2 separate regions of the Homo sapiens genome follow, and region 2 is linked to region 1. The links are chromatin loops, found by intact Hi-C in ENCODE. Cell type or tissue: IMR-90. All regions are shown on one strand. Each heading gives the region's core, and the rest is flanking DNA. Links, peaks and the distances in the headings are about the cores only.

The links. Peaks named below come from ENCODE experiments on the same cell type or tissue, not always from the same donor. Only the 100,000 strongest peaks of a DNase experiment are listed, where the experiment ranks them.
Region 2: a loop joins it to region 1, with 4 times the contacts of the local background. A loop is called at or near these places in 12 of 110 quality-filtered maps.

The regions. Positions count from the first base shown.
Region 1 is chr14:100,656,385-100,672,346 of GRCh38, reverse strand. LINC00523 (long intergenic non-protein coding RNA 523) reads right to left here and starts at 15,079. Exons shown (of 2, transcript NR_024096.1): 1 at 14,637-15,079; 2 at 1-786. RefSeq lists enhancers at 5,248-5,749, 10,626-11,825. In IMR-90, for the core only: a CTCF peak has its summit at 8,876; a DNase peak (open chromatin) is centred at 8,856.
Region 2 is chr14:100,836,100-100,852,061 of GRCh38, reverse strand. MEG3 (maternally expressed 3) reads right to left here. Exons shown (of 10, transcript NR_190993.1): 8 at 15,762-15,895; 9 at 6,529-6,604. Among named protein-coding and RNA genes, the nearest start is that of MIR770, 8.3 kb to the left of the region's middle. RefSeq lists enhancers at 11,223-11,982, 11,983-12,744. In IMR-90, for the core only: no CTCF peak of the experiment used is centred there; a DNase peak (open chromatin) is centred at 9,141; H3K27ac peaks cover 1,661 bases.

The sequences.
Region 1 (15,962 bases), core at 7,723-10,222:
TCGCTGGAGGATGGTTTTCTGACATGGCCTTTCTTTCCCTGCTCAGTCTTGCTCAGAAGCTTCTGCAGGGGTCACCCAGGCCCATGCAGGACCTTGGCCACAGGACCTCTGGGGAACATTGCTTTAGCTTTCTGAGCTCTGTGGCACAAGAGGGCAGGAGGTGCTTGGAGTGGTCTCGAGTGAGGGGGCCTGTGGTATCTACTGCACCCACCTCAGGGCCTTTGCACGCACTGTTCCCTCTACTTGAATGCTTTTCCCAGTCTTTATGTATCTGAGTTTCTCCTCGTCTTTCAGGTTCTGCTTGGATTTCAGCTTCTCAGAGAGGCTGTCACGGCCCTCTCTCTCATTCGACCTCTCTCTGTTACCATCTAGCACATCATCTGATTGCATTTTCTCCAGAATGATCTTGCTTGTTTCCATGTTTATTCTCCATCTCCTCTTCTCGACAGAAAGTTCTAGGAGAGTCACATCCTTACCTCCCTTGTTCATCGAGGTGTGCCCAGTACCTATGCCCATGCTCGGCACACAGTGGGGCCTCAGGAAGTATTTGCTGGTGAGTTATTGATGAACCCATCTCTGGGGTTGCTGTGGATTTCTCATGGCAGTGTGCACGAAGGGCCTAGCAAAATGCCCAGCGCCTAGTAGGTGCTCAATAAAATGCCAGCCCAGAAAAGGGTGAGATTAGCATCATTTTCTTGTCTAGCCTCTCCATTTTCTGAATAAGGTGACTGCAGCCCAGAGAGGGTCAGGAACTTGAAGAAGGTCACACAGCAGACCTCTTGATCCCTGCAGAAGAGGAATCAAGAACGTTGGTGTATTCCAGGACAGCCCCCTCCATTTCCACTTTACCTGTGGTAGCTCAGGCCCCTAGAGAGTCAGCTTCCAGGTTTTGAAATAATAGAGGGAAACGTTATAGCTCTTCTATTCCTCAAGAAAAATTAATTCCACTGCCAGGCATTTGTCCCCCACGCTTCAGAATCTGGGGTTCAAATCATGGCCCTGCCTTTGCTGCCGCCGTGCTTCAATGTTTCAGAGGTGGATTCTCAGGTAAAGTATTGCCATCCCAGTGGCCCTGGGCACAGCAGCGCCCCAAGTAATCTCCCTTGACACAATACAAATGGGATACAATGTCACCCAGCCTGGTTTTAAATGAGAAAGTTGGAAAAACAAAATGCAGAGGTAGGAAGCGGTTCTGATTACAAGGAGCTGAAAGTAATTGCCTTCCGGCAGAAAGCCGGGTGCACCTCCGCCAATGTGGGGGGGCCGCCTGCCCACCCCCCATCCATCATCTCATCGTACAGACTTTGAATATTAAGTAAAGTTTTATTTATGGTTCTTCTTGCGGGCTTATGACTCTCAAGCGAGGCAGGGATAATAACAAACCCTCTCACACAAAAGTTAGGCTATAAAAAAATAATTAAGGAAAATTTTCCCCGCAGTACAGGCAGCTGAGAAGCTTAGTCCTTCTGCAAACAGACTCTGCCATGGCCTTCATAATGAAAGCAAATTGCTTCTGCGCTGGAAGTGGCAGGCGCGTGGGGAGTGGGAACTCAAGCCGGCTTCTCCCCTTCTAGCTGCCCCAGTGGAGATGGGCCCTGGGGGAGGTCACAGCACCGGCATCCCTGAAAAGAGGCCCACCCTTGGTCCACCCCCGGATGAGCGAGCCCCAAGAATGCCAGGAAGCAGCAGAGGTTTTTTTTATTTTTTGTTTTGTTTGCAGAAAGTGAAAGGTGCACTTGTAGCAGGCGGCAATAGAACGACAGGCTGTTTGTCAGGGAATGTCAGCCTGTTCAACTGGCCCCAATTTACCAGGTTGGGAAACTGAGTCTGGGTGGATAAGAGGGATCAGGTTGATTCTAAATAGCCCAAGAGCAAGTTCAGGATGCCAGGCATGGGGTAGGCCCCCGGAGAGGCAGTTTTTGGCCAGAGACCAAAGGCTGGTGTTTCATCACTGCCAAGGTGGCCAAAGGTTTGCCACCATCCCTGGAAGAGCCACATTCTGGGTTCCAGGTGGGTGGCCCTTACCACCACGAGCATCACCACTCCCAGGACTCTGCTCTGTGCCAGGCACCACGCTGAGTGTTTTGTCCATGTTATTATGACCCATCCTCACAATAACCCTGTAGGCTCCTCACTGTCCCCATGCTGCAGATGGGGAAACTGAGGCTTCAGGGTTGCTCCGCATGTGCAGAGAGGCAAGGAACTTCTTGTTCTCTGAGCAAGGAGTAGTGGCTTAGACAGGCAGCCAGGGGCCGTTTCTCTAAGTGGAGACACATTGCTGAACAGAAGCCTGGTGCGTTTTTGCCCCACTTTTCCCCTTTTCTTGTCTTAGTCTTCTGTCATCAGCCAGGAGCCCCGTGTGGACATTCACTTTAGCAACTTCATTTACTAAATGGTATGCAGCACATATTTCTGTGTTTGGAGCACATGAATTCAAGCAATAAATATTTACCAATGGACAGCTCTGTGCATGGCAGGAGGGACACCGCAGGAATAAGACAGACACAGCACGCCCTGAGAACAGACTGGGGGCGGGCATGGCACAGTGTCCCCGTCAGGCAGACAGCGTGTGCGAAGATCGTGAAGTGGAAGGAGTGTTTTCCCCCAATTGTTCTTCTGTCGCTGTATGTCAGCCAGCATTGAACATTTGTTTCTGCAAGAGTGTCTGTGTGTGTGTGTGTGTTGGAGCAAGGCGGGGGTGGGGCAGTTTGCACGTTCGCGTATTCAACTGATACTGGTATCAGCACTGTGCTCAGTAGGAGGACGCAGGAGTAAAAGCTAAGTGCTCTCAGCCCTCAGGAATCATAGCTCTTATCAGGCTTAAAAGTGCTCAAGGAGGCTCCTAAGAAGAGCCCCAGCTCCCAGAGTTCCAGGGCTGTGGGCCGTGCCTTCCTCCTCACCTCAACATGCAGCTTCCTCGTCTGGAACGCTCTCCTTGCTGATTGTCAAAATGTTCTTCACTCCTGGGAACCCAATGTCAGGGTCACCGCCTCTGGGAAGCCTTCCCTCAGTCCCCCTGGCTGGAGCTGTGCCGAGGCAAGGAGGAGTGCGTCAGAGGGTCTCAGGCTCGCCCTCCTGTGTGAAGGCCCCAACGCCAGCCCAGCACCAGCACCTGGCAGGCCTCCATTAACTGTTTCGAGGGATGGGCCCCATGTGGGAATGAAGACCCCGGGAAGACACAGCCCCCCAGTGACCTCCTGCTAGAAGGACACGCCTTCATGTCAGAGGAAGCCAGCCTGCAGCCAGCCTGAACCTCCTTAGAGGAAGTCATTAAAACAGACGGGGGCACAGAAGCCTCAGCCCAGCCTCTGCAGCCAGTTCACCAGACTGAATTGCCAGGGACTGGGTGCTCAGGAGATGCCTGCACAGAAGGACAAGTAGGCTGAGGCTGGCGGTCCCATGATCAGTAACCAAGCAAAGCACCGGTCACAGCCAGACCCCCAATCAAAGCCCCCTCCTCATGCGGCCACTCCGTCCTCCTGAGGCAGAGAGGCAGGTGGGCAAGAACCCAAACCTAGGAACCCCAGACACAGGGGAACTTGGGGGATGGGACATCCTGAGACCCAGCCCAGATGAATGGAGCAGAGCACAGAGAACTGGGCATCACTTTTGCCCAGCTCAGCTCTGCTGGGCCCAGCCTGTGCTGTGCCAGGGGAAGGCCTCATCATGCCTGGGTGCCTGGGTGCGGGGCGGGGGTTCCAAGGCATTCTAGCCCAGGGAAGGCTGCCTCCATGGCTGTGCACCAGGACGCCTGCCTGCCTCCCCGACATGTGCTGACTGGACTCTGCCCCCAGTGGCTCTGGACACAGCCCATTCCTCTCAGGGCATGGCCTGGGACTGTGTGTACATGGGGGAACATATGAGTGTGTGCGCAGGTGTGTGTGAGGGTAGATGGTGTGAGTACATGTGCACCTGTGTGCATGTGTGAGGCTGCTGGGTGGTCCGTAGCTTACAGATCAGCTATAGCAGGGTTTCTTGAAGAGCCAGCAGTTGACCCCCTCCCTTCCTCAGCCTGATTCCAGAAGCTTCCTTCATGCCCACCCCTCACCGCTGCCCCTGTCCATCTTGGTCTGCCTCCTCTTTGTCTTCTGTGCGCATCTCCCCCTGCACTGGACAGGGCTCTTGGCACTCCTTGCCTCTCAGACTCCATCCAGGAAGCCAGAGACCACTGCCCCTTCTCATGCCTCCGACCCCAGCCAGCCGCTGAGTTAGCATTGGGGCGAGCCACCAGGCCAGGCCCACTGTGCATGCCTGGTGTCCCAGGTGTGGTCACAACTGGCCAGGTGGCCAGGGGAAGCTGCATGGACTACAGGAAGATCTGGCCACGGCTGCTCTGGGTCCTGAGGCCAAGCGGCCCCCTCCGTGAGAGCCCAGCTGCCTGGCACTGCCACAGGGACTGTTTTTTCGAGATGAGACCAGGCATCAGCGTTTAGGGGACAAGAGAGGGCTAATACCCATGTCCACCCAGCCAGGGAACATTTGATCCACTGGCGAGCAGCGAGGGGCCGCTTCCGGCCTCCCGGGCGCCGCTGCTCTCCATCTGTGTGCGTGGCTAATGAATGCTCCTCAGGAGGCCTGGAGAATTCGCTTCCCGGGGCCCAGTTGCCTCCTGGAACGTGAGTGGGTGACCGAGGACATTTCGGGCAGGGTGCCCAGCCACCCCTTCTTAATAACCGTATGGACATCCATGTTCTGCCCAGACCCTCTGCTGCCCAGGGAGACTCCCGGCCCTGCATGTGGGCCAGGCTCCTGCCTCGCCCTCTCCAGCCTCAGTCTCCCTCCTACGCTGAAAGGCTGAGTCTGGTGATTTCAAACCTTCTTGCTATAAAGCATAGTTCTCCAAACATGCTCTCATACACGTGCCCCAAATGCACAAAACAGATCAAAATGGCCCAGGAGGGCTGGGGCCACATAGACAACCAGGGCAATGCAGGGCCCAGGGTGGATGCTGAGGGCCAACATTCCTGCACTCAGCCTTGGTGGGTCACTGCATCTCTCTGAGCCTCAGTTTCCTCATCTGAGAAATGGTGATGATGTCGTCCTCCTGGAAGAGGTGAAGCTCAGTGTCTTGCAGGCCAGGCTTTGTCCTCTGCCTCCCCAAGCTCACGTTCCTCACCTGTAAAATGAAGAGACTCAAGCCCCACTCGCCTCCCAGAAGGCCATGTGCTATTCAGACCCGTGATGGTGGCTACAGTCACACAGGCGGCTGGAGAGAGGGGGCCAAGAGCCTGGGAGAGGTAGGGCCAGGGGAGTGAAGGCTGAGGGCTGGGGGACTACCGCGGGTGTTCCGCTGAGGCGTCAGCTCTCTGCAGCCCCTCTCCAAGATGCCTGAGGTAGGCTTGGGAGGCATGAGGGCGACCTCAGCACTTTTCACCAGCTCCACCCACCTCACAACCCCCTGGACGCCTGGAGATGCAGGCCAAGACTGTCTGAGCTACTGGCATAGTCTGTACTTATCCCCCTGAATTCTTCCCTGTGTCTCATGAGAAGGAGAAGCACAGTCTCACATCTCCAAAGCCAGAATGATGAGGGGGTCCACTCTGTCCCTGAGCTCTTTTTCTTCTTTGTCAATAATATAAGGAGGGCACCAGCCTGTCTGACCCTAGAATCTATCACTCTGCAATGCCTGCCTGGATGGCTGCTGATCTTCACCCAGAAAGCCAAGGCTGTTGAGATAACAGTACCAACTCAAAGAGAAAGGAAAGCACGGGATCGCTGTAGCAAGGGGCCAGGCAGCATTCTAGTCCTTGGATGGGGATCCATGGGGGAGGTGTCCCTGGGCACAGCACATTCCTTCCCTGTGCAATGGAAATCCCTGCCCCCAGGTGAACACAGTGGGAAGGGCTGGAGAGTGGAGAGCAGGGACTCGGCCAGGCTGGCTCTGACCCACTCAGTCCTCTCTCACCTGCTCTGTCTGTCTGGATCCCATTGAGTGCTCAAGTCACTAAAGCACTACCGTTTACAGTCATTTGCTAAATGGATGGTCCACACCTGGGCAGTTTGTCCCAAACCCTGAGGCAGGGTTCATCCTGCTGTTCCTGAACAAGAACTTCCAAGGCTGGTCTGGGGGAATAGAATCTTCTAAAGTTTTCCAGGTGATTTTCCACAGTCAATGAGAAGACCTGGGTAAGGGTCCATGAGCCTACACGCTACCAAAAGCGCCTGGGAAAGCGCAAGGGGGAAAGCCCAGGTGTTAGGTTCCGAAGGCGCTGGGGAAGCCAGGCTGCCCCGAGAACGTCCCCCTCTGAGAGATTTTAGGTGAGTCACCTCTCTGGGACTTCAAGAGCCAGCCCAGTAGCACCCTCCTCTGGGATGGAACCATTGGTCTTTCTCCCGCCTTCCTTCTGTCTTTGCCCCGACACTGCCACCAAGGCACTCGGCACAGTGAGTGTTGCTTCCCATGGAGTGTGAGCCACCGACTGCCACCACCACCAGCTCATGCCTCTTCTGTGCCAGATGAGTCAACTGCCTTAAGTAATTCTCACAGCAACCACCTGCCATTCTGCCCACTTTCCTGGTCAGTAAACAGTGCCTCACACAGAGTTGCAGCCTGGCTGAGTTGCAGCTCAGCTCCACAGACTCAGAAGCAAGTCAGCTTTTGATCACGGAACCTCCTGGAAGGCAGAGTCCCCGGACTTCGCCCTCCCGCCCTCCCTCTCTTCCTCTTGCAAACAGTTGTTCAAGGTCTGCTGTGTGCCAGGCATTGTCCCGGATGCCAGGGCTGTGAAGACACATCAGAACGGCCTGCCAGGGGAGACAGATGCTGGGGCAAATGCTCCCAGGGCAGGGTGGCAGGAGCTGGAACCGAAGGGAATTCAGGATGCCATTTAGACTACAGGGTCACAAGGAGGAAAAGGATGTCTCTTTGGGGGTGGGGTATGGAGAGACGCCACAGACAAGGCAGAAAGTCTTTGTTTTCCTGGGGCCCCCAGCACACAGCAGGAATGGCTAAAAGCCTAGAGGACACAGCAGAGCTTCCAGCCTGTTTCTTGCTCGTCTCAGTCATTGAAACTCCTCAATTTCATGATTGTACCAGCCCACATCTGTTTATGCGCTCATCGGAATCCGCGCTGACAATGTATTTGTTTAATTTCCAGCAAGAAGGGGAAGATTTGTCAGGGTCAGGGATACGTCTTGCATAAAACATTCTGATTAAACTCTGTTGGCCAGAGAATTACTTTCCCATCATACTTAGAGAAATCTAGTTGTTTCCTAATTGGAGTCGCTGCCTCGCCAGCGTGTTCACCATTTACAGTTCACTCTCTGCCAGATGTTGCTTGATTGTAAATTCCTCCCCAGAAGGGGGCCCCAGGTGTCTTGGGAGAGGTGCTAACTGGCACAGGCCATGGGAGGCCTCTGCATGCTGAGCTGGAGGAGAGCCAGTGTCCTAACTGGAGGCCGGGAAGAGAACGTCCTTGTCTACAGTGGCCGAGGGGGGTGGTTATTAAAAAACATGGGACCAGGGCCAGGTGCGGTGGCTCATGCCTGTAACCCCAGCACTTTGGGAGGCCGAGGCTGGTGGATCACAAGGTCAGGAGTTCGAGACCAGCCTGGCCAGTATGGTGAAACCCTGTCTCTACTAAAAACACAAAAAAATTAGCCGGGCATAGTGGCACACACCTGTAATCCCAGCTACTCAGGAGGCTGAGGCAGGAGAATCGCTTGAACAAGGGAGGTGGAGGTTGCAGTGAGCCGAGATCAAGCCACTGCACTCCAGCCTGGGTGACAGAGCAAGGCTCTGTCTCAAAAAAACTAAAACAAAAAAACCATGGAACCAGCAGAGTGTCTCAGCATCATCAGCTGTCTGATAGGTGAGAGCCCACTTGGAGCCAGAGATGGGGAGGGCTATTGTGCTAGCTTGCTGAGGGCTGAGTCGGTCCTTGGCCTTGACAGAAGGGGCCGGCAGAGGGGCACTGCAGGAAGCCAGCAAGCAGGAGGCCTCACTCAGCCTTGGATGGGGCAGAGAGATCGCCAAGAAGGCGCAGTAAGGAGCTGTCTGCCTCCCGAGAGGGTTTTGGGTGAGGACAGACTTTGAGTCTGTCTTGAGGAGAGTGGGGGGGAAGCAGGAGGAAGAATGGGGAGCCACCACTTACTCTATGTCTATTGAATGCCAATTCTTCATATATGTAGCAGTCCTGCTAAGTAGTGGTTATTACGCCTATTTTTCAGATATGGAAGCTGAGGCTCGCAGAAGTATAGTGGCTCATCTGGAGTCACAGCCAGAAAACAGAGGCACAGGAATGTGAACACAGGACCCAGGATCAGTATACCTGGAGCCTGGCCCACCGCACACAGTAAAAACCACAGGAGGGCAGAGGAGGGGGAGGTCACCACAACCCTTGGTGCACGACCACCCACAGGAATACAGAGGTCTCTTTTCACTGTGCTGGCATGGCTCATGATCAGTCAGTATACAGGAGACACAGACCCTCCCACAGTGCCCCTTCCACGTTCACAGCAGACATTGCTAATCAATCACAGCATGCCTCCAAGCACCAACACCAACAATCAGGGTTGGTAGACTGGATGGACCAATTCGCCATCCTGGGCTAGTTCTTTGATTTTAGTGGCTGAACTGTTCAATGCAGCAGCCACGAGCCACATATCGTTACGGGGTGCCTAAAATGGAACTCACATCTAAAGTGCATTTAAGTACAAACAGCATGTTGGATTTCGAGACACAGTCTAACAAAAAAAAAGTAAAGTATCTAATAAATGTCGTGTTGATTACATGCCAAGATGATACTATTTTGGATATACCGAGTTAAAGAAAATATAACACTAATTTCACTTTTCTTGTGTACTTTTTAGAAATGTGGCTTACGTTCGGTTTCCGTTGGACAGCGCTGGTCTCGAGTTCAAGCTGTGCCAACAGCGCCCCTGGTGGCCGAAGTGGGTAAATTCATCTGACCAAGGGCCTGTTTTTCTACTGGAGACCCTGCGCAGGTTACTCCACGGTTCTGCACCTGTTTCCTCATCTGTGAAATGGGGACAATAATAGTTCCTATCTCATAGATTGCAATTCAGGAATAGATGAGTTAAAATATGGAAAGTATGTGAAGCAGCACCTGGCACCGTAATAAACGCTGAGTGACAGTTGGCTATGTTTTTATTATAGCATCTTGTTGACTGGGAGGTAGATTGCAGGCCCTTTTCTCTCCTGGGCCTCCCGATCTTGGCCCCACTCCAGAGCAGCCTCCACTCCCCAGGAGAGATAGGAGCTGACGTCCATCAGGAAGAGCACAGCTTCCTGCTGTGTACACCGGAAGAGGCCCCACCAGGCCAAAGCCATGAAGCCATCACTGGAGCCACTTCCTGTGTCTCACTAATAAGCTTCCCCATCACCCCTCACTGGGGTTCTGGTTCCTACCTGAGCTCTTGAACCCTGAGCCCAGTTCAAATCTCTGGAGTCCTCAAAGCCCCCGACACTCTTGCTGTTCCCTGACTCTCCCCACAGCATGGTTGCTGACACTGATCCTTCCAGGAAGCTGCTTAACTCAGTCCCATTTCCCAACAAGCTCTGAGAGTCATTAAAAATAATAATAGATGTGCCTTTGCAGATATAAAGCAAGAATGGCTAGTTGTGGCATTTCTGCAAAGCTTAAAAAACACAGAAAAATTATTTTTAAAAAAGGAGGGGGGAAAGGCTTTTGTAATTCCACCACCAAGAGTCAGCCACTACTTACTATCTTCCTAGCTCCCTTTCTAGAGCAGTGCTGTCCAATAAAAATGTAAAGTGAGGCCGGGTGCAGTGGCTCACACCTGTAATCCCAGCGCTTTGGGAGGCCGAGGTGGGAAGATCACCTGAGGTCAAGAGTTCGAGACCAGCCTGGCCAACATGGCGAAACCCTGTCTCTACCAAAAATACAAAAATTAGCCGGGTGTGGTGGCATGTGCCTAGAATCCCAGCGACTCAGGAGGCTGAGGCAGAAGAATCGCTTGAACCTTGGAGGCGGAGGTTGCAGTGAGCCGAGATCACGCCACTGCACTCCATTCAGCCTGGGCAAAAAAAAAAAAAAAAAAATGTAAAGTGAGCCACATAAGTAATTTCACAATTTCTAGCAACATGTTTTGAAAAGTAAATTTCACCTGGCTCTTAACCAGGTGAAATTAATTTTAACAATATATTTTATTTAACCCAATGTATTCAAAATATTATCATCTCAATGTGTAATCGATGTAGAAATCTTCACGAGATCGTTTACATTCTCCTTTTGTACTAAGTCTCTGAAGTCCCGTATGCTGCTTGCACTCACAGCACCTTTCGATTTGGTCAAACTGCATTTCAAGTGTTCAGTACCCATGTGGCTCATGGCTGCTATATCAGAGAGTGCAGGTCTAGGGTGCTTTTTAAAGCAAATGGGCGAGTGTTGAGTGTGACAATGTTGGACTGTCAAGGCCTGTAGAGTTTGGGACCCTGCTAGTCCACACTTGCCCCTGAGCCTTGCAATAATGAAATCCCTTCCTTCCTCAGGGCCAGCTGCTCCATGCACACCATATAGAATCTATACACTCTTTCCCAAGAGCTCCATGCACTATTAGGTGGGGAATCATTGGATGTCAGGAAAAGAAAGGGCAAGATAGCTCCATGGTGCCCTGGGTCGACGATGGAGAAGCATGCCTCTGAGAGCCCTCCAAGGTTAAGAAACAGGGAGTCCCCAGCACCCCTCAATCATCCTCATTCACATTGCTACTGCCCCGTTTTCCACACTTCAGTTTCCTCGGATTTCGTACTCCAGGCAGAAGCTCCAAGACGCCTAGTACTTCAGGTTTGACATCCTGCCAGCTTGGGCTCCAAGCAATGGGCTCCCCGTACATTGCGAACCGCGTGTCTCCCAAGATGAAAGACTGTAAAAAAAAGATAAAAATAGTTCCCGGGAAAGGGACTGCTTCAGCTGGCCCAGTTTGTAGAGTCCCTGTTTCATCTCTGATGTGAATAATTCATCTCTTCTAAAGTGCTGCTGTTAAGTTAGGAGCATCATTATTGCATTTTTTTTGATGAGGCACTTCTTAAAAAATCATAAACACCCAGCACATTAAGAGGAGAGCCTGAAGTACGTCATTTAGAGCCATTTGCTCAGGCAGAACCCAGCGCTTGTGATCCGTGCCGTCAGCTTGTTCCCTAAGCTGACATATCAAAGCTGCCTTTGGTTTCCTCCTTTGCTTAGACTAGGGAGTATGACCTTGCTTCTTTTGAAGAGTTTGCAGAGGTGGCCCTGGAGAAGGAAACAGTCCGGCCTGGGAAGCAGGCGGCCGGAGGGCTGGCCCTTGCTCTCTTTGGCCTCTTCTCAATTACCTTGTGAAGACAAGCACAAGTAAACAACTCTGGAGTGAGGCCAGCTCAGTATACATTCTTGAAGAAGCCGAAGGGCACTGCGATATGAATAATAATATGAGTAACAGTGACTCATGCCACCATTAATTGATCACTTACTACATGCCAGGCCGCCCACACTAAGAGCTCTAGATGCATTATCTCATTTCATCCATGCAACGCTATGAAGAGGGACACTCCTATTATACCCATTTCACAGATGAGGGCACTGAGGCACGGAGGGCAGGGATGAGTCATTTGCAGGGCTGTCTGCTCCTGTCCTTCTCCACCTCTCTCAGTGGGGAGGGACACTCCCCTCCAATTGCTGATAGTCCCTGGAATCCCAGCTGAGCCCAGAGCAGGTCTGCAAAGAGGTCACTGAACTCCGTGATAGTAAGGTCAAGGCCACCCTGAAACCAGCCATCTCCTACAGAGCCAGGCTGCCCTCCCCTTGCACACAGGCTGCCTGGGCTTAAGTTCCGCCAACAGACTTGGAGCAGGAGGGCTGCGGGCTGCCCTTTGTATGCACATGCGTCTCCAAACCAGCCTTTTTACAAAATGTATTTTAGTTGTGGGATCCTTTATTCCCGTGAATTCTTATCCAGAAGCCCAAAATGTAGAATAGATTTTCAGGGAGTTTCCCTGGTTGAAGGGAGGCATGGGGGACCCAGAGACCCCTAGAACAGCCCTCTCAGCACCCTGGACCTGGGTGAACCAATGCTCTGAGTGACTTCTTTGTTTGACGAGACGGGTCAACTGAGTCCCGGGGAGGGCAGCCACAGGGCTAACATTTACTGCGCACTTGCCGCGAGCCTCACTGTGCGGAAGCTCTCTCGTTCTCTCCGGTTACCCCGAAGCCTCAGGCTCCCCTAGTTCACCAAGCCCAGGTTTCTGGGAGTGAACCTGGTCCCGCTGCCTGCTCCACACCTTGTACATCTTTGTCTCAGGTCTCGAGGGACAGGATTGAGGTGGCCCTGTCCCTTCTGTCCCCTCCATCCCCAATGACAACTGATGGGTTCCAGGTTTTCTGTTTCCCTTTAGCAGGAAAATGGAGCCCAGAGATTTGGTCTGGCTTCCCACGTGAAAAGTCCACCTGCTACTTGGCCGGTGTAGGTGTGGGCTGACCAGGTGCCTCCTGGCCTCTGGGGCCTCCTTTCTGGCACAGTAGAGCCGGGGTGGAGGGCGGCCCCACGGGGACAAGGCTTGGCAGAGCCAGAGGTGAAGTGGCCGGCATGGCAGCTATCCACAGCTGGGCCCAGGCCTGCCCCAGTGGTAGACACAGGGGCCCAGCTCAGGCCCCATAAGGAGGAAACTAGAAACAATTTTCCTCACCTCGCACAAATCCCATCCCAAATTCCCACCCACCAGCTTAGAGGGAGCGGAGGCCTGAGCTCATCTTCTCACGTGGAGCTCGGGCATGGTGCTGGGGCCCCAAGGCCCCGGAATCCCTGTCTGGGCCTCTGATCCCTGTCTTCAGAAGGTGGCGAGCCACCCTTCCGGCCTTAGGCCTGCTGACATGGGACCCAGTGTCTGTTTGTCCAAGTTCAAGGATTATGAAATGTGGGTTATTGCCCTGCTCTGCTGATACTGGCTCTGTGGGGCCTCCATCCCAACCCCCTGATCGCAGAAGCCCCAAGCTTTCTGGAGACGCTTGGCCTCGTTTTATTCTCCCAAGAAGACCCTGCGGTGGGCAGAGCAAGACTTTTAGCCCCATCTCCCTAGCGGGAGAACTGAGGAGTCACGGCAGTGCCCTGGCCCCAGCTAGCAGAAGTCTGGCAAGCTCCAGGGATTTCGAATCCTCTTGGGAATTCTCGCAGGAGCCAGTCCCCTTTTTGCCAAGTGACTCCCACACAGACCCATCAAACTTTGCAGGTCCCCATGGGGGAGCAAACTTTGCAGGTCCCCTGCAACTGGACGGGGACAGCCCTGAGTGGTGAAGCGGGGCTCTGTGGCATATCCCCCGGCAAGGAGCCCCCCTGGCCACACCCACTGTCCAGGGATGCTGCCCCCAGCCAGACCCTCAGCCTCCTAGTCCTGGACCGAGACAGGGTGGGCTCGGGCCACACATGAGACCTCCCGTATATGTCCTGGGCTAGCACAACTGCTGGGTTGGCCAGCACTGGGCTAGGTCTGACCCCAAGATGGAATAAACAAAGGAAAATCCATGACAACTGGACTTAGCTCAGGGTGGGCCCTGCCCTGACATCCTCTCATCCCGCAGAGCTGCCCACACACTCAGGGGCATGGAGGAGCCACAGGCTGGCCAGGGGCCCAGCACCCTGGAGGACACAGAGAGGCACGGAAGTCACCTGGGCTGGAGGGGAGGAGTCAAGGCAGCCCTCCCAGGGACAAGGCCCTTCCGGCTGCAGCTGCAGAGAGGGAGGGAGGAGGAGGAGCAGGTCTGCCCTCTGTTCTGACACCAGGGGCCTTCTGGAGCTCCCCCAATGCTGCTCTCCCCATGCTCCTCCTCCCCTCCATGGCCTAGCCACCTCCCCTTTGCCCTCCTGGCTGCAGCCTCTGCTCCCCTCCCCATCCCACTTGCCTGAGCCAGCGCCACCTGGCCACATCCTGTATCTGCCCTCACTGCCACTCCCCAGGGCCCCTAGTAGCCCCCTGCTGTCCACAGGGACAGTCCCACCCCTCCCCACCGGGAACAGAGCCCAGCACCATGTGGCCCCTCAGGCTGTCCAGCTCCAGGACTCCTGTCCTGGCCACACCCTGCACTGTGGCCCCAGGTGCTTGGGGGCGTTCCCTGCACCTCCAAGCTTTAGCCACAGGTGCATCCTCCTGCTGGAAGGTTCTCCCTCCCCTCCCCACCTACTGTTCTTGCCCCAAGACTGGTCTTCATAGCCCGTCTCTGGGGCCTCTCCCCATTCCCTGGCTCATCCACAGTGAACCCCTCCTGGCTTGTCCAGACCCCACCTCACCTGGACCACAGCTTGTCACAGTTGGCCTGCATGCCAGACAGTGGCTCCTCGGGGCAATGACAGCATCTTTCTTTTCTTGAGCTTCTCTGAGGCCAGCCCAAGACACAGTTCAACCCGTGTTTGTTGAATGAATAAATGACCTACAATGGGGCCTTACCCTTTCACACCCAGGACAAAGTCATTTGCTCCCTCCAGGTTTACTTTGCTTTACTTTGCTAAACCACCACGCTTGCTCTCCTCTGCTTCACTCTTGCCTCCCACTGCCCACACCGAGTGTCCACCTTAAAGGGAACCCCAGAGCCAATGAGGGAGGCATGAAATCCTGACTTCCGACTCCTCCCCACCTGAGCTCCTCCCACTGGAACCTCCTGATGGGGCAGAAGGTTCAGGCTCACCTGAGCTGGGACCTGCCTGTGCTCCTAAGGGCATGGCCTTTCCGGCAGTTGGCTCCAAGTCACTTTGGAGAGACATTAGCATCCAGGCTCCTCTGACCCTCGAACGGGAGTTGCTTTTTGCGCCTCCCGGCAGGGAGCCCCCAGTGTCCTTGTCTTCTGGTGTCACCTGCTTCACAGCACGTCTCCCAAAATGCTTCAGAGCATTTCCATTTTTCCACGAAAGAAATGACCCGTTTCCTGGGCTCCTTTCTCCTCTGTGCCTCTGTGGCAGAGAGAGCTGCCTTTGTCGTAAAATAATTTCGGGCGCTTGCCTCTCTCTCACGCACAACTGTTCAAGGCTCTTTCCTCCGACTGACTTTCATGTCGCAAAACTCTATTAAGCTTTCATCTGCCTGGGGGAGCCGTGCCTTGAGGAACCAGGGAAGGGAAGGAGTGCTCCGGACAGTGCGCAGGGGATATGTAAATGGGTGCAGAACCCAGAGCCTGCCTCTGCCCTCCAGTCCACCCACCCGTCTCCAAGCGAGAACCGCCCTGCCTCGCGCTCCCCCGCCTGTTCTGGAAAGGGCGGTGTGAGGCAGGCAGGGCAGAGCCACCCTGAAATCCTCATCTGGATTTTTTGTTCATTCCAGTGGCAAAGAAGCTCACTCCCAGGAAACCGGGTGCATTCGAGGAAGGTGCTTTGGTGGAAAGAGCACTGGGGCAGGAGTCCAGGCCTGGGTTCGAGTGACAGCGGGTGCTGATTCCTCAGGGTTTCCACACTTCCTGGCAGGGAGGGCCTGGCTGCGTTGCCGTCTCTAATATTTGCCTAATATAGAATGGACCACTTGCTGGGACTCCACACATGTCTGAATATCCACCGCCGCAGGATTTTGTATTCCTTCTCTCTAAGAGGAACCCCCTAACTGTGTATGCTGAGATGCCACCAGGCTGGACGTCCCCATCAGAGCTGCCACATCTCCCTGCCGTGTGGCCCTGGGTGAGCCACCTTCTCTGTGTGCCTCAGTCTCCCAACTGTGTTTCCTCAGTGTTGTGAGGACTGAGTTCCATCGCAAACCACTCTCGCATGTGCCAATGGAGTGTTATGGTTTCCAAATACATGCACCCATCATGGGCTCTAATTCCCACCAAAAAAAAAAAAAAAAGCTCTGAGGTTTTCACCAGTGAGCCAGCTGATAGCAGCCAAACCAGAGCTGGGTTCAGGGTAACCAGCCTCCAACCATTTCAAAGCAGCCTTCGGACCTAACTTTCCATTTCCTCTGGGCAGCTGCTGTCCTCCAAGACTCCAGCTGGGGAAGAGAACAGCCCCATCTTCTTTCTCCACCTCTC
Region 2 (15,962 bases), core at 8,192-10,691, 180 kb before region 1:
AGTCCTGAGTCCATCCAAGCTGTGCTCCTACTGCTCCGGGCGCTTGTTAAGAATCCAGTGTTTTTATATGTCCCAAATAGGAATTGAGAGGTCAACAAGGGAGACTTTGGTCCTTGCTTTTACAGACAAACACAGGCACACAACACAAAACTACACACATTTCCTCCACTACAGAGAAAGGAGACTCAACAGAACCGGGGAGGCCCTGGGGGAGGACTGTCAGCACGAGCAACTCTCCAGATTTACCCCGGCAGTCCCCCGGAGGGCGAGTCAGAGAAGAGACAACCTCGACACAGCGAAACGCAATCCCGCCAAGTTACAAAACACGTCGTGAAACAGCCGAGAAGACAGAGAGGCCTTGAACCAGGCTCTGGGGATGGCATGTCAAGGAAGCCAGGGTCCCCGGACCACTTCTGCAACCCCAGGGGTGCTGAGGTGCACCTGCTGCCCAGGGAAACCTGAGTTGAGAAGGGTGGGCGCCCTGCCCCATGGAAGACCAGGCCAGAGGGTGGCCTGGGCACACTGCAGAGAGTTGCAAGAACAAGGTTTCTGGTGGCTTGCCCAGGGCTCCTGGGTCCCGGGGCTTCTGGGTCCCCCTTCTCAGGTGCGCCTGGCCACCTTCTGGCCTTTCCCTGCACCAACCCCTGGATGTGAGTAGGTGCCACACCCAGGGTGGCACACAGCAGGCGGGGCCCATGCTCCACCCAGGGCCTATTGCTCCCTGACCCTCTGCTGCCCCCTGGTGGGCAAAACCTCCTGTGCAGGTGACCCATGCCGCGGGAGTGGCCAAGCTACCCAACAGGCTTCACACCACTCGTTCATGCAACCTTCTGCGGGGCTCAGGGTCCAAGCCCTTCCTGCCTATCCAGGCCATAGATGGGGTACCATCAACAGAGACACATAAGATCAACTCTAGTAGGCAGCTGGTGCCACTCCAGGTTTACAGATGGGGAAACTGAGGAAGAGACAGATGCAGTGAAATGGCCCACACAGCCAAGATAGGGCAACAGCACCCCAAGACCAGGGTCTTCCTGAGCCAGCTCCTCCCTGCCAGGGCAAGTGCATGTGACAAGCACATGACATGCCTACAGCCACCCTCCCTGGGGACCACTTCATTCCACTGTCTAGAACACAGGACTGGAAAGAAGGTTCCTTCCTCTCTTCCCTTTTTCCCTCCTTCCTTTCTTCCTACCTTCCTACCACCCTTTCTTCCAGTCATTCGTTCATCCATTTAGATCTGAGTCCTTTGTTTATGGACTTCAGTAACATAGCTTGAAATTAATCATAGCCTTTGGCCTAAAGGCCTCCATTCACAAGTCCTATTTATTGACCGTTACATTATTTTATTCTTTATTCATTTCTTTTTCATTTCTTCCCAAATTGCATCTTTCTTTCTTCCTCTCACTCTTCCTTATGTTTCTCTGGTTCTTTCTCCTTCTTTTTTTTTTTTTCTTTTTTGATCTAAGATAGTGTCTTGCTCTGTAGCCCAGGCTGGAGTGCAGTGGTGCAATCTTGGCTCACTACAACCTCCACCTCCCGGGTTCAAGCAATTCTCCTCTCTCAGCCTCCCGAGTAGCTAGGATTACAGACAGGTGCCACCACGCCCATAATTTTTGTATTTTTTTAGTAGAGATGGAATTTCACCATGTTGGCCAGGCTGATCTCAAACTGGCTGGTCTCAAACTCCTGACCTCATGATCCGCCCACCTCGGCCTCCCAAAGTGCTGGGATTACAGGCGTGAGCCACCATTCCCAGCCATTCTTGGTTCTTATAAAGTCAGGTGGACAGAATCCCATGAATCAGGGCTCCCGGTCACCACCTTCATGCTGGTCCCTAAAGCACTACTGCTCCTACGTCAAGCACCATTCACTCTCTCATCCACTCACTCATTTGTCAGTCTTCCTTATTTTGGGTATTTGTTTTCCTTATTAATTTTTTTAATTAAAACTCCATGGGCAAACCAAACATCTTTGGCCCATGTATTTATTTGCAATCTTTCTTCCCCGCATTTAGTCACCTTTCACGTTTAAGTATTTATTCTTTTATTTATGAACCTCAATTGCATCTATTTTATTACAGTGGCAGAAGATACAGCCTTGTTTTGGAGCCAGGTATGTCTCTCTATTTTTCATTTATTCTTTGAAAGGTGTAATGTATTTATCTGTTTAAGGAGTATGTATGTAAACTAATTATAATCCCTGTTCAGACAACCTCCCTTAACTATCCATTTATCACTTTGGTTGTTTGTTTATTACCTTTCCTTTTTCCTTTTTCACATCTTTTTATATTTTCTCCATTTTCCCTCCCCCTGGGAACCTGGGCCTGGATTATCTCATCCATCTTCAGGATTACTGACAGTCTTATGACTAATCCTAACAGATCCTACTCTTACAGATACACCCACGTATTCGTTCTCTTTTTTATTGGTTTTTCTTTATTTTCCCTTTCGCTTTCATTTAGTTTCATTTTTGCCTTTCCTTAGCTCTATCTTTGACTCCCTGACACTTCTCTTCCTGCCTCTTTTCACGCTTATGGACCTCAGGTGCCCAGAGTGAGATGAATGACAATCCCATGGGCAGCTCCTTCCTGGCTGTGCCAGGCATTTCCATTTCTAATTCAGTCGTTCATGTGTCCATTCATTCTTTCTGTCATTCTTTCATTTCAATACTTATTCTTTTATTTATGGACCTCAGGTGCACAGAATTGGATTAACCATAATCTGCGGTTCCTGGAGCCTTCTGCACACTGGTCCGTGTGGGGCTGTCTTTTGTTTGTTAATTTCTCCCCCTGGGGATTTGGTGCAGGATTTATTTAACTATCTCAGGAACCCAGTTTTGAATTAGTCATAATTCTTGCTGCCTTCTCTCCTCTTTTTGTCCTTGCGTGGTCCACTCTCCCACATATTTATGTCTTTATTTATTCATTCAATATGTTTGTATTGCTTATATACATCCTGTCATACGTTTCCATATTCTCTCCTCTCTTGCTTTCTCTTTTGGGCCTTGAGTGCACAGGATAGTGAAAATCATCCATTCTCATTCGTTCGGCTGAACGAATTCTATTCAGGTCACTCCTCTATTCAGGTATCTGTGCTTTTATTGATGAACCTCAACGTTTACTGTTTATTATATTTAATGGGTAAAACTGTCTCATTATATTTCAGTGCTTGTCCAAGAAGTGCCTTTTCTTTCATATGCCTACTTCACTTTTCCTTTCTTTTCTTACATCTCTCCCTCTCTCGTTCTTCCAATTTTCCCATTCCTCACTCCTTTTCTTGCATCCTATGGAATGCACGCATTTATTCTTTCATTCAGTCTTACACTTGTGGTCATTTAAAAAACAAACTTCAGAGCCACAGGTTTGAATTAATGTGGATGGCTTGTGCTAAACCAGTCCCCTTTCATCAACTTATTTGATCTAATTATTTATTATCTCTTTCACTTCCTTTTTTCTATTTTCATTTTTTCCCATCCTATTGTTTCTTTCCACCACTCCCTCTTTCTTTCTGTCATTCTTTTGGAGATCTGCACCCAGGATCAATGACCCTCATCCCTGTCTACAATGCCCTCCTCATCGGTCAATGCAAATCTTTTCTGTCGTTCAATCATTCATGCATTCACCGTGCATCCATTCAGTCTTTCTTTCTATGTAAATACTTATTTTTACACTTCTCGAAGGCAGGTGCACCTAACTGGATACATCGTAATCTGCAACTAATGGGCCCTCTCTCTGTGGCCCCACTCCTCCCTCCCATGTGTATGCTTTGAGCCGTTCCTTAGTTGAGTAGGTGATTGACCATACCAGCAGCACTGGTGCCAATTAAGCGGTCTGCTTGGTTCACACAGCCTTTCATTCCTGTTCTAGCATGGCTCTGTCTTAAATCTGCATGCATGTATTTATTCCTTAATATATTACCTCTCTTCCTTTCTTCCTTTTTACATTTCTTCCCATTTTTTATTGTTTCTCTCTCTCTCACTCTCTCACTCATTCTCTCTTGCACTTTGTCTTCGGAGCTCATTGCCATGGAGTGGCTTGGCTGTACGCATCAAAAAGCCACCCGCAAACGTCCATCCTTGGCCGTGCGGTTCCACGTCTCACTCATTACTTCCTTCCTGCATTCATAGCATCCTTCCTTCCTGCTTGCTCTCTTTTTATTAGGCATTTATTCCTCTATTAGTGGAGTCAGGTGCCCTTATGACAAGTCCTAGCCTAACTCTTCTCGTGGATCTACCCATTTATCCATTTGGTTGTTATTTCTTTTTACCGTTCCTTTCTCTCTTCTGTCATAGCTTTCCATACCTCCTGTCCTTCATTTTCATGCAGCTGGGGTGCCCAGGGGGGACCCCAACACCCTCATCAGGAGGACCCATGGGGCCATGTCTTCTCATTCACCTCATCCTTGTCTATTTAGGTACTCACTGACTTGTTCACTTAGATGTTCATTATTTAATGGACAGCCTGTGGTTTTCTAGAAGTGGACCAGCCATAGCCCTTAATCTGTGATGATCTTTTGCCACCATCGATCGCATTGCCTTCTTTTACATCTTTATTTACCACCCATTAATGTATTTCTGTACTTAACATTTGTTACATTGTTTCCTATTTCTTTATTTACCAATATTACCTTTCTCATATCCTTTCATCTAACAGACCTCAGTGCCCAGGACTGGATGACTCAAAACCCCTCACAACATCTTGTCACCTGGCGCTGCACTCCCACTGCTCATTCATCCATCCACACACGCAATGTAGACTTTTTGGCCTTTTTTTCTTTCTTTTGTCATTTATTTATTTATGTGCAGACTTCAAGTGCTCAGGCTTAGATAACTTTTGGTAAAAGTACACTCTCATCTTTCGCCCACTGGGTCCTCTTTCTTTCTTTGCTATTCTTTGAACTCGTTCTCTGTGGTTTATTTTTCTATGCCAGGAGCATATATTATTTGTATCAGTCCTAATGCTTAGCTTACAATAGTCTGACATGGTCCTCCTTACAGAGTTACTCATTACTCATCCTCTAGTCTGTTTTTTTTTTTAACCTTTCTTTGTTGTTTTGGTTTTTTAAAAAAAACCTTTCCCTTCTCCCTTTTGATCACTTGTTCCCTAACTTGCATCTTTTCATTTTGACGGGCCTCAAAATCTATGTCTCATTCTGCACTTCACTACTCATACATCCATTCTTTCTTTCATTTAGGTTCTTTTTCATTGTCAAATGTCAGAGGCATATATTTGAGTTACACATACCCCTTAGTCCATAATCACCTGATATCGCTTTGTGTGTTGCCCTATTACTTAGTGATTCACTGGTTTTTTTCTATTTATATATTGATTGCCTAGCCATCAAAGCGGATGAACCATGGTCTTGTGTACACACACTCTCATCCTGGCTTGCTTACTTCTTTACCTATTTACTTGTTTATTCATTCTCTCTTGCTTCACTCATTCATTCATCTGGTCATTTATTATACAATGCAATAGATACCAGTGAAACAACCTCTCAACAACAACAGCAACAAAACTCAGAACATTCACAGTATCTTTGGCATTCCTGCTTCTTCTCACTGAGTCACCAACCAAGGTACACACAGCCCACAGTCCAGAAACACACACAAATGGCGGATGCAGAGCAGAGACACAGTGAATGTTAAGTTTACTCCCAGATCCTTCTGGGGCTCGCGTCCTAAACATACTGGGGGCAGATCTGAGATGAGGGCCCACGTTCCCCAGGCCCCCTGGGCAAGGCAAGCGCCGCCTGTTCTGCCCCTCTGGACCGTGGTGAATGACCATCCCCATGAGAAACCTGTTTCAAGACCCCAGAATACATAGAGACACACACATGGTACATAGTCTCCTGGTGGGAAACGACGGACATGGAGTTCATTTTTAAATAGGTGGCTTTGTCTGTGGCAATATAAAAATATTTTGGCCTTTCAAGGCAAATACAAAAGAAACTACCCATTAACATGGCTGAGTGTCTCAGTCCCAAACAATAAAGAACTTGAAGAGGTTTAGCCGGAAACTTTGAAGACAGAAAATCTGCCCATTATGTTTTCCAGACATTTCGAGGGGGCGAGCGGAGGTCATTGGAGCTTGAAGCCCATTTGGAAGGCTGGTCCCTCGGCCTGCGTTTTCTCCTTGGCCCTTTGAAGGGCCCCCCAGCTCACAGGGCACTTCCATCCTAGTCTGCCCTGCGGCACAAGAGCCAAAGGGAGACTCAATAATGAAAGAGCCATTCATTTAGAAGAGTGAAAAAGAAGAAATTCTTTTGGGGTCCGACATTTGAAGCCCGCCTATAGAATTCTTTTGCCACAGAGACAACACAAGGAGGCAGGGGGCTCCTGTCTTAGAAAACAGGAGCCCCCAGGTCTGCACTTGGCTTGACTCGATGGGCACCCACCTCCCGGTGCACAGACCCCCGGCCAGTGCCCGCCAGCCCCTCCACGAGGTCCGCCTGGCGGTGTGCTCCGGGCAGCTGGCCCCACCCTCAGCAGCAAGGCCACATGTGTGTTCTTTACACTCCAGCCACTTACGATTTCGAGCTGGAGAGGGGCTGGGGTCCCACATTCGAGGTCCCTTCCCACGTAGGCATCCAGGTGATGGCTTCCGCTGTAACAAGAAGGCACTAGGTCACAGAGTAGAACCTCACTCAGGCCGGCGAGGAGGAGGAGGGCGGATGAGGACAACAGCTCTGGGGGGCGGGCAGGGGTGGCCTGGAGCAGAGACTCCCCAACCTCCAGCAAGTGTGGAATTGGAGAAGCCACGCATTTCTCTCCTGACTCCACTCACCCACCAGCTGCCTATGGAGCGGAAGGGGCAGGTGTGGAGACATGGAACAGACTTGGGTTGGTGCTGTTCACGGAGCGAAGTCGTGCTCTGTGGGACCCAAAGGCTTAGGACCCTGCATAGATGAGAAACGGGGGTGGCCCAGGCCCTGAAGACAGGGCATGAACCTGTGCTCTGGCAGAAGCAAGGTGCCCAGGTCGGCGAGCAGGATGGCTGGCCCTGGAGGAGACCAGGGAAGCGGGGTGTGGCCGGGAGGGCAGCCCACAGAGGGCTGCAGGGCTATTAATGGGCAGCGTTTCCCAAAACCATGGCACACACGTTGTGTGCCTGGACAGACAACTCCACTGTGGCAATTTTGTTCACAGTGCAGTAGGCCCCGGGAAGCACCATGGCCAGGCACATCGAGTCTTCAGTGTCAAGATCTGCCTTACGTTTTAACTTGTTTTTTTGTTTTGTTTTGTTTTTTCTTTTTTATAAAAATCGGGCAGCAGGCTGGGCCAAACATAGTTCAGAATACTCCCAAAATGTTAAGCTTTAAGAAAAGGTGACTTCAGCAATGTCAGACACGTATCATGACACATTTGTCAAGACCCACAGGATGTGCGCCACAAAGAGTGAGCCCTAATGATGTGAACCAAGGCCTCTAGTTAATCATGTATCAGAGTCGTTCCATCGATCGGAACAAACAGACCACACCACACGGAGGCAACGTGTGAATGACAGGGGAGATGGTGGGGACGGGATCTGGGAATTCTCTGTACTTTCCCACCAATGTTTCTGTAAACTGAAAACTACACAGAAAAAAAGTTTATTCATTTAAAAAATGTGTTGAATGAATGGCTTTTAAAATCTGTTCAGAGTCTACTTAAGGTGAGGAGGCGTCATAGAAAGGTAGCCTGTGACAGCTGAGGTCCCACCAACGCAGCAAGCTAGGTGATAGGGCAGCCAGGGGCTGGGCCAGGAGGACAGGGCCAAGGTCTGTTTGAAAACACCATCTCTGGGGACCGTTTCCTGGATTAGGCACAGGTGGAGACAGGAAGCCAGGGGGAGACCATGGGACACCCCCACAAAGCCACCCAGGAAACAGAAAGGCCATGAGAGAGATGTGGGGGCACCAGGGCAGGCAGAAGCCACAGACCACAGGTACCAGCCCCAGGGGGGTGGCTCATGCCTGTCATCCCAGCGCTTTGGGAGGCTGAGGCAGGTGGATCGCCTGAGGTCAGGAGTTCGAGACCAGCCTGACCAACATGATGAAACCCCGTCTCTACTAAAAACTAGCTCAGCGTGGTGGTATGTGCCTATGGTCTCAGCTACTCGGGAGGCTGAGACAGGAGAATCGCTTGAACGTGGGAGGCAGAGATTACAGTGAGCCAAGATTGCGCCACTACCCTCCAGCCTGGACAACAGAACAAGACTCTGTCTCAAAAAAAAAAAAAAAAAAAAAAAACAGGTCCCGGGAGACACCTGACTCCAGCTGCCTGCCCCACTGCAGGTCTTCAGGGGCTCCCAAGACTGCCGCCTGTCCTCAGGCCTCTCAGGGATCTCTCCAACCCACCCCTGCCATCTGGGCCACCCCTGCTGCCTCTGCCTCTCTATTCCTAGTCATGTCTCCAGCCAGGATGTCCAAGACCCGGCCAGGGCACTGGGGACACTTCTTGCCTCCAAATCTTCCTAAAATCTCCTTCCCTGGCCTTGCCCTTCATAAACCCTGTTCTGCCATAACTGGTTAATTTGATAACCAAGAAACAACAAGTCTTAAAATAAGTGTTAGTGAAGCAATGATCAGTGCATGGGTGACTGAGGGGCCGACTTCGGTTACCTAAAGGCTGCCAGACCACCCATTATCTACTGACCACCACTCGAGACCGTTTCCCACCCTCCCTCCGAGACTGTGCGTGGCTGGGGTGGCCTCTCACCATCGCCACGTCCTAAGGTGGCAACGAGACTCAGGCCAAGAACACACAGCGCGACCAAAGGCACTGCCATTTCCCGCAGGAATCAGAGGCGGGTGCTTTGTTTGGCTGTTTTTGTTTTGTTCTTTTTTGTGTTTTTAATAGGAGCGGAGAAATCAGAAGCAGGAAGGAGCATCTGGGTTTTTTCCTGCTTCTGCTCCAGGGACCCCATGAAACCTCAGAGTCCCTGACCGTCCTTAATTAACTCTTGTGTGCAGACCGCAGGCTGCTCTGCTACAGAGAAGCCCCAGCAAATTCGTGCCTTGGTTTAAAAGCTGCGTGTGCCAGCTCTGGGCTTGCTGTGATGTGTTAATAACGCAGTGCTGGGCTAGAATCTTAACAAATGTCAGAAAAGCTGCAGAGATGAGTCACTGTCTGGAACCAAAGAAAAACACGAGGCCTCCTTATAGAGTCCAGAGGAGTAATTGTCACAAGCATTTGATGGAAGACCTCATAAGTGCGTGCAGTGAGCTCATGACCCACGCAGAAAGCATTGGTGAACACTCCAAAAACATCTTCCACAGCTTAATGGGATTAGAAAACTCTAGCTCTGCATCTTAGGATTTTAAAAGTTCCTCTTTTCTGGAGGCAAACAGCACCTAACTGATCTGGCATGTCTTTGGTATAAACAACTTATGGCTGTTTCAAACACAAAAGGACCTAAAAGGATGACTTTTATTAAAATGTTGATCTCAAGAAATAGAGCCCGTCGTTACACAAATAATCAGTCTTGCCTCAGATCTCGTACTTCCTACCTGTTGAGTAAACACCACCCCCTTACAACTTCCCCTGACAAATGCAAGCTCTTTGCAGAGCTAATTTCCTGTACCTTTGTGAGGCCGGGGCCCTGGACATTACAGACCCATTTATGAAAATAGGAGAGGTAATTGGGACATCTTTTGAAATCATGTCCCCTCTCTCTCGCAGGCCCCCATCAGCCCTCTAATTTTACTTGGTCAGGTTACAGAGGATGTTTACATACGCCTCTTCCTGGAATTTCACCTCTTTGCTTCAGGAGTGGGCAATTAGAGAGAATTAGGGCCTATTTGGTGCCTGTTTACCGTTAATGGATGGAGTGGCGGAGGCAGCCTTGGGAAAGCAGTCTGCCCGTCTAATTGAAGCTGGCAATTTTTCGATTCCTCATTTCAGCTCGCAGGTATTGTAGCAACCAAGGTCACAAAACAAAAGCTGCAGCCCACCACGGTAATAACCAGGTGCAGGCCCAGCCGGAGGTTTTGTGAGCTGTTCATTACTACACACTGCAGCACACAGAGATAGCTGGGAATGTTGGCAAAGCTGAGTCTAAGATGGGCAGCCAGTGCAGGCGGGTGATGATCACTTTTCCAGAAGTTGTCATCCTGTTGGCTTTTTCAGGAAGTTCTCAGCCGACTGGGCCACCGTGCCAACAGAGGCGCTGGCGAGGGTCTCAGGACCCAAAAGGCACAAGGTGAGCCACGGGGGTTGGGGGAACGAACATCTCCTGGTTCTGAAGCCACAAGTCCAGTCTCATTAAACAAGAGTCACTCTACAGACCAAAAAGGTGTTCCAGACCAGACCAGCAGCCTGCCTGTTTGGAATAATGCCCCATAAAACACGATCCCTGCATCCCAGCTCATGGGGCAGCCCCTTGGAACCTTCTTTGGGCAAGAGCTCTGACCCACACTAATGACCGGTGACTGTGACCCCCCCCGACCACACAGGTCACACAGGAGCTGGCAACTGGCAGGGGCTTCACCTCCAGGGCCTGCTGCCGGCTCACCGTGCAACCTCGGGCAAGGCTCCGGGCCTCTGGGATCGCTGGTTTCCCCACCTCTAAAGCAGAGGGGGCAGCGGACCAGTGACCCCCAAAGTCCCAACAACTCCAAAGACCCAGCAAACAAACGACAGATGACCTCCAGGGAGGCCTGAAGAAACCCCGAGCCACTCGGACGACCATGGGCCTGCACTCGCCCATTTCGTAGACGGGAAAACTGAGGCCTAAGGGGCTGGAGACAGGGGCCAAGGTCACACCCATAGTCAGGGCTGAGCACAGGCTCTAACCAGGTCTCTGGAAGACTGCTGACCTCTCTGAGGCTCAGAAGCCAGCAGCAGCAAAGTCAGTGACCAGCCAAGACTGAGACCTGTGCCCCCCTCCTGTCACGGCAGGGACTTTGTCCCTGGTGCCTCTGGAGTGGCCCTACCCTTACGGCAGTCTGGGGCAGTGGTGGTGCAAACAGCTTCGCTCTAACCTGAAGCGTCCCCTCTCTCGCAGCTGCCCACCATCCCTGCGGGCCACCATGACCCCCTCCTCTCCTGGCTAACTGTGAAACAACAGCCCTGTGGATTTCTGAGCCCCCTACCGCCAACTTCCTGAGTAGGGAATCACTCTATGTCCACTGCCAGGAAGGCCCAGAGAAAGGGCTGGGGTGGCAGAAGGAGCAGCCCAGCTGTGAGCGCGGAGGCCGGCGCAGACATGCGGTCAGCCTTTGGCCCCCGACTGTCCTCCTTCCCCAACTTTCCATCCTGGACCTCTCTCCCCGCAGCCCCATTCTGTCTCTTTGGCTATATTTCAGGCATCAGGCCCAGGTTGATCAAATTTTTGTTTACAGGCTCAATCACTCTGATTCCCCTTTGCTAAGAAACTTTCAAAATCAAGCCCTAGAATCTAAGAGCGTGAGCATCCCAGGGTCGCGCGAACCCAGTGGCTGGTTAAGTGCGTCATTGTGCAGCCTTGGAGCTCCCGACACACACACAAGGGCAAGGGGCCCCACACAACCCCTGGGAGGGAACACACACACACTCCGTTTCAGGGGAAGGTAATTGACGTTTTCTTCTTTTCATCTGGAAAAAAAGGCACCTTCCATTGAAAGGGCGCATTCACAGAACCTGGGAAAACTCATCTGCGCTCAGCCCTCCCAATTATCCCCAGGTGGCTGTTCCCCACGGGGGGCTCCCCCACATTCCTCTCGGCCTGAGCCTTTGTTTCCATCTGAAACAGCCCTGGGAGCTCCCAGGCTAAGAGTCTCCTCCTTAAGCCCCTGCCAAAGACCCTATTCACTGCTCAGAGTCGAGGCAAGCCGAAGGTGGTGGGCAGCCTTCCTTTCTCCCAGGATAGGGGACTTAAGAACTCTCCATCTGGATTTATTTTTAAGCTCAAAGAAATTGGAGAGCAGTTAAGAAAGTCATGGCTACACCCTTCACCACCATCCTCTCCCTTAATGAACTCCTCTCTCACACACAGTCCCTCATGTTGGGAGGCCCACGGCGGCCCCAGTGACCCAGCACCTGCTCTGTACACGGGCCGCCCACGATCGCCAAGGGCTCAGGGGTGACGCGAGCTGAGAGGACAGACAGAGATATGTCCCAAGTCCTCATCACAGTTTATCCTGAGTAAAGTGACCAGTTTTCCATGGTGAGGATCAGGGCCCAGGCCCTGGCCTCAGGACCTGACTCAAACCCAGAAGGCCCTAGAATTCCAGACCTACGGGCCTCTCAGGCACCGCAGAGCTCGTCTTGGCAAAGATAAGGGGTCTCTCCATGTCTGCTGGATCCGGCTGGAGCTGGAACCCCTCTTCTGGCAGAGTGCCCTCCTGCTGCAGTGTCTGCAGGGCTCCTGGGACAGGAGGTGGGAGGGGAGGGTCTGCACGCCCTCATCAGCCCCGAGGGCCCCCCACACTCCCACCTTTCCTGGCTCTGAAACACTGACCCAATCCATGCCAAGGAGGCAAGCCTGTTCTGTGGCTCCCCTTTCCTTAGACTCCCCCAAGAACCTGTGGGCAGCCCAGGTGTGGGACTGCCCTGTCTGAATGGGGCTCCATACGAGACCCTCTCCTACCCCAGATTCATCCTTCCCCTTTCCAGACCAGGAACCCCACATCTGAGGCCTCGTTTCAAAAGGTACACCTCTTTTCTAGACTCTTCCATCTGCTCAAATCGGGGATGGGAGACGAAGCTAGACCTCCTTATTCCTCCTTTGGAAGAGGGGACAGGGCTCAGAGAAACAGCAGGGAGGGGGAACCAGTCCTTGGGACACTTCACAACTCATTAATTCCAGTCTCCTAAAAAGAAGCCACTCCCAGCGACCCAGGGCTTTTCCACTGCAGCTCACAATGCTGGCTTCCGCATTGTCCACTGCCCTTTAACCCTTTGGGACCTGAATCTGTCTCCCTCCACACCCCCTTCTGTAGGAAGCTCCCTTCCTCTTTGCAAGGAAAAATTCATTAGCAAGTTCATTAAAGATGGGTAGATTTTCCTTTTCATTCTTTTTGGAAGTCAGATTGCTCATAAAAAACACACTTAAGTTATTTTATGTAAATGAATGAATAAGAAACACATGCATCCTGTTGCCCTTAAGTCTTGCCAGGTTTTGACATTATTTGGAGAAATGTACTTGGAAATTCATTTGGGGTTTGAATCACAACTCAGGAGGCATGAGGTCAGGGGCCCTGAAAGCAGCAATGAGCAACTCGCAGGTGAGAGAATGTGGGGGCGAGTGAGCGAATGAGGGGTCATGTTCTTCCTTTCCACGAGCTCAGGCCTGAGCTACCCTCTTGGTTTCCTTTCCCAACCACCCAGGGCGGGCAGGTGCGAGAGGAGAGCCAGTTTCCAGACCAGACCGCCGTCTTTACCCTGACACTTGCACCCACCCAGAAGAGTCCCACTAGAGGCAGCCCCCTAGGAATCAGCACGATGACAAATGGCCAGAGACCCCTCACCGCCCTCCGCTGATGTGACAGGGTCCTCTGTGGCTCACTGCCTAGTCAGTCAGGGTCTCATCTCCACCCGCTATGGCTCAGGCATTGGCCAATCCATCAAAATAGAATTTTCCTGAAAATGATCATGTCTTTCAGCACTTACTAGTGGCCTTTCGGCAGTTCCCGAGAAGATCACCAGCAAGGCTGACGTAGTAAGTCACGTTTCAACTTCTTTCATTGAGAACGTGGCATATTTTACCTATTTTATACCTAATGACACACAAAACCCCAAATATGTGTTTGCCTGAGACCGAAACACTCATGAGTACCTGAAATACAACTCAGTGCAAAGAGGGTTCCATTTCAACCCCTGAGAGCCAGGGGCTGCCAAAGCTTGGTCCTATCTGGGCCTCTCCTGTGTGCCCCTGGCCTTCACTTTGACTTTGTCCCTGGGCTTAGTCCACCTTGGGAAAGTCCTGAGATGTCCGTGAGAAACCAGTCCAAGAGCTGAGGGCATCTGGCTCAGACCAGTTACTCGAATGCATTCTAGTAAGCTTGGGACAGGATCCCCCCAGGACCCCAGCAGCCTGCCCCTGTGCAAACCTCCCCTCCCGGGCCTCTTCTCCACATCACTGTGTTTGCAGGTGGCTCAGCAAATGCTAGCCTTGGAGTAAATGTCACGGGGCAGAGCCTTCCTGGGCCCCCTCCCTGGGTTTAGCCCTGGGCACACACTCCCCTCCCCGTCTCTCCAGGCTCTGGGGCTCTCCAGAGAGCAGAAACAAGCAGACAAAGGCAACAGCCCCAGGTTAGAGCGCCTCTGCCCCCTCTGCCTACGCTGCCAGATTTTGTTTAAAAATAATATCCCCATCCCATTTCAATTTCAGGGGAGAAGTGCAGGGCTGCAGGAGAGCTGTCTCCAAATCCTCTGTTTGATTAAAGAGCATTACGAGGCTGCGTCGGAAACCAGAGACACTCCGGGGGTGGGGGGTGGCGGAGGGCGGAGGCCTGCACAAGGGCTGATGCGTGCACATGGCTGAGGACTAGAGGCTGGGCCCCACCCAGCGTGCAGCTGTGTTCATCCACTTCCTTCTCAGAGACCCCATTCGTGGGCGTCCAGAGGGGAGTATTGGCATCTGGGCCAAGGACAGTGCTAGGGCCCCCTCAAGCCTCCATAAATGTCTGGGGGAATGGAGCCAGCCTCACCCCACGGTTCAGACCTTTCTCAGCGCCCACCCAGCTTCTCTGGGAAGTCTAACTGCACTCATTCACCACAATGGCCACCCCAGGGGCGTCATATATGAGGGGTGCCAGGATCCTGACACTGCCTCCCAGGGCAGTGGCTCTAAAAACACCCCATCGCCCTGAGTGAGCCACAGACTCAGTCCCTGGGACCCCCAGAAAGGAAAGTGGCCTCAGCTGAGCCTCCTCTCTTCCTGCCAGCCCAAACTTCAGCCTGGCATGGCCGTCCAGCATGCCACCCTGAGCCCCCGCCCTCGACGACACCTCGCCTGGCTGCTGTGCAAGCCACCTTGCTGCATGGGTGCTCCACGGCACCCAAGTAGACCCTCTGGTCCTTAGTGCAAAGCCCAGCCTTAGGCGCCCCAGAACAACCCCAGGCCCGAGCCCTGGACGGCTCCCGGCTGCATCTTGAATTAGTAAAACACAAATAAACAAATGATGGGTCCTCGAGTGAATTGTGTGGCTCCAATCCCGCTTTCTTCTTCTCTACCATTGCTGTTTTATTTAAACAAACAAAAACATTCCCGTCTCATTGCAATTTCAGGGGTGAGGAAAGGAGGAAAGAGAAGAACTTGCTCAAAAACCACTATTTGATTAAAGGACATTATCAAAGCCTCATGTGTGAGAAACCACGGTTCTCACAGGGGGTGACGCTACCATGGCTGGTGGAAAGAAATGTCTTCCTAGCTGAGGAGCAGGCAAGCATTCCCATTTCCTCCTCTCCGAAGGGGTCCCTGGGCCGGGTGTGGGCAGGGCAAGTGCCCCCTGGATCCCTTTTGCAATGTGTTCAGCAAAGCCGTACTGAGGGCTCCTGAGTGCCTGGCCCGAGCCGCTCTCGGGGGTCTAGAGTGGAGGTGGACACTCCCCACCTACCGTCGCCGGCCCACAGCATGCCATCAGCCAGGGTGGACCCCCACACATGCTTGCTGGGTATAGCAAGGGTCTCCACTCCAGGCAGCTCTCCGGCCCCCAGACCCCTGGGGCTGATGTGAAGAGAATTCACCTTGGCAGGGTGCCTCCTCCCCAAATTAAATGTTGACACTCTTGTTGATCAGAGAGGAGAGACATGAGCTGACCCTAATAAAATCCTGGGTCTCAAGAAAGCAAGAAACTCACCCCAAACCAGGAAGGAGACGAGAGGCCCGCCAGGAAGAAGACTTGGGTCCGGGATGGTGGGCCCCATCAGGGCCTCTTCCGCAGCTTCCATCCGCAGTTCTTCAGCCGACCCAGCCGGGCCACGGCCCACGTGCCTTGGGGAAGGGCAGAGAGTTAGAATCATGGCAAGGCAAGCGCCCCGGAAAAGCCAAACACACCGAA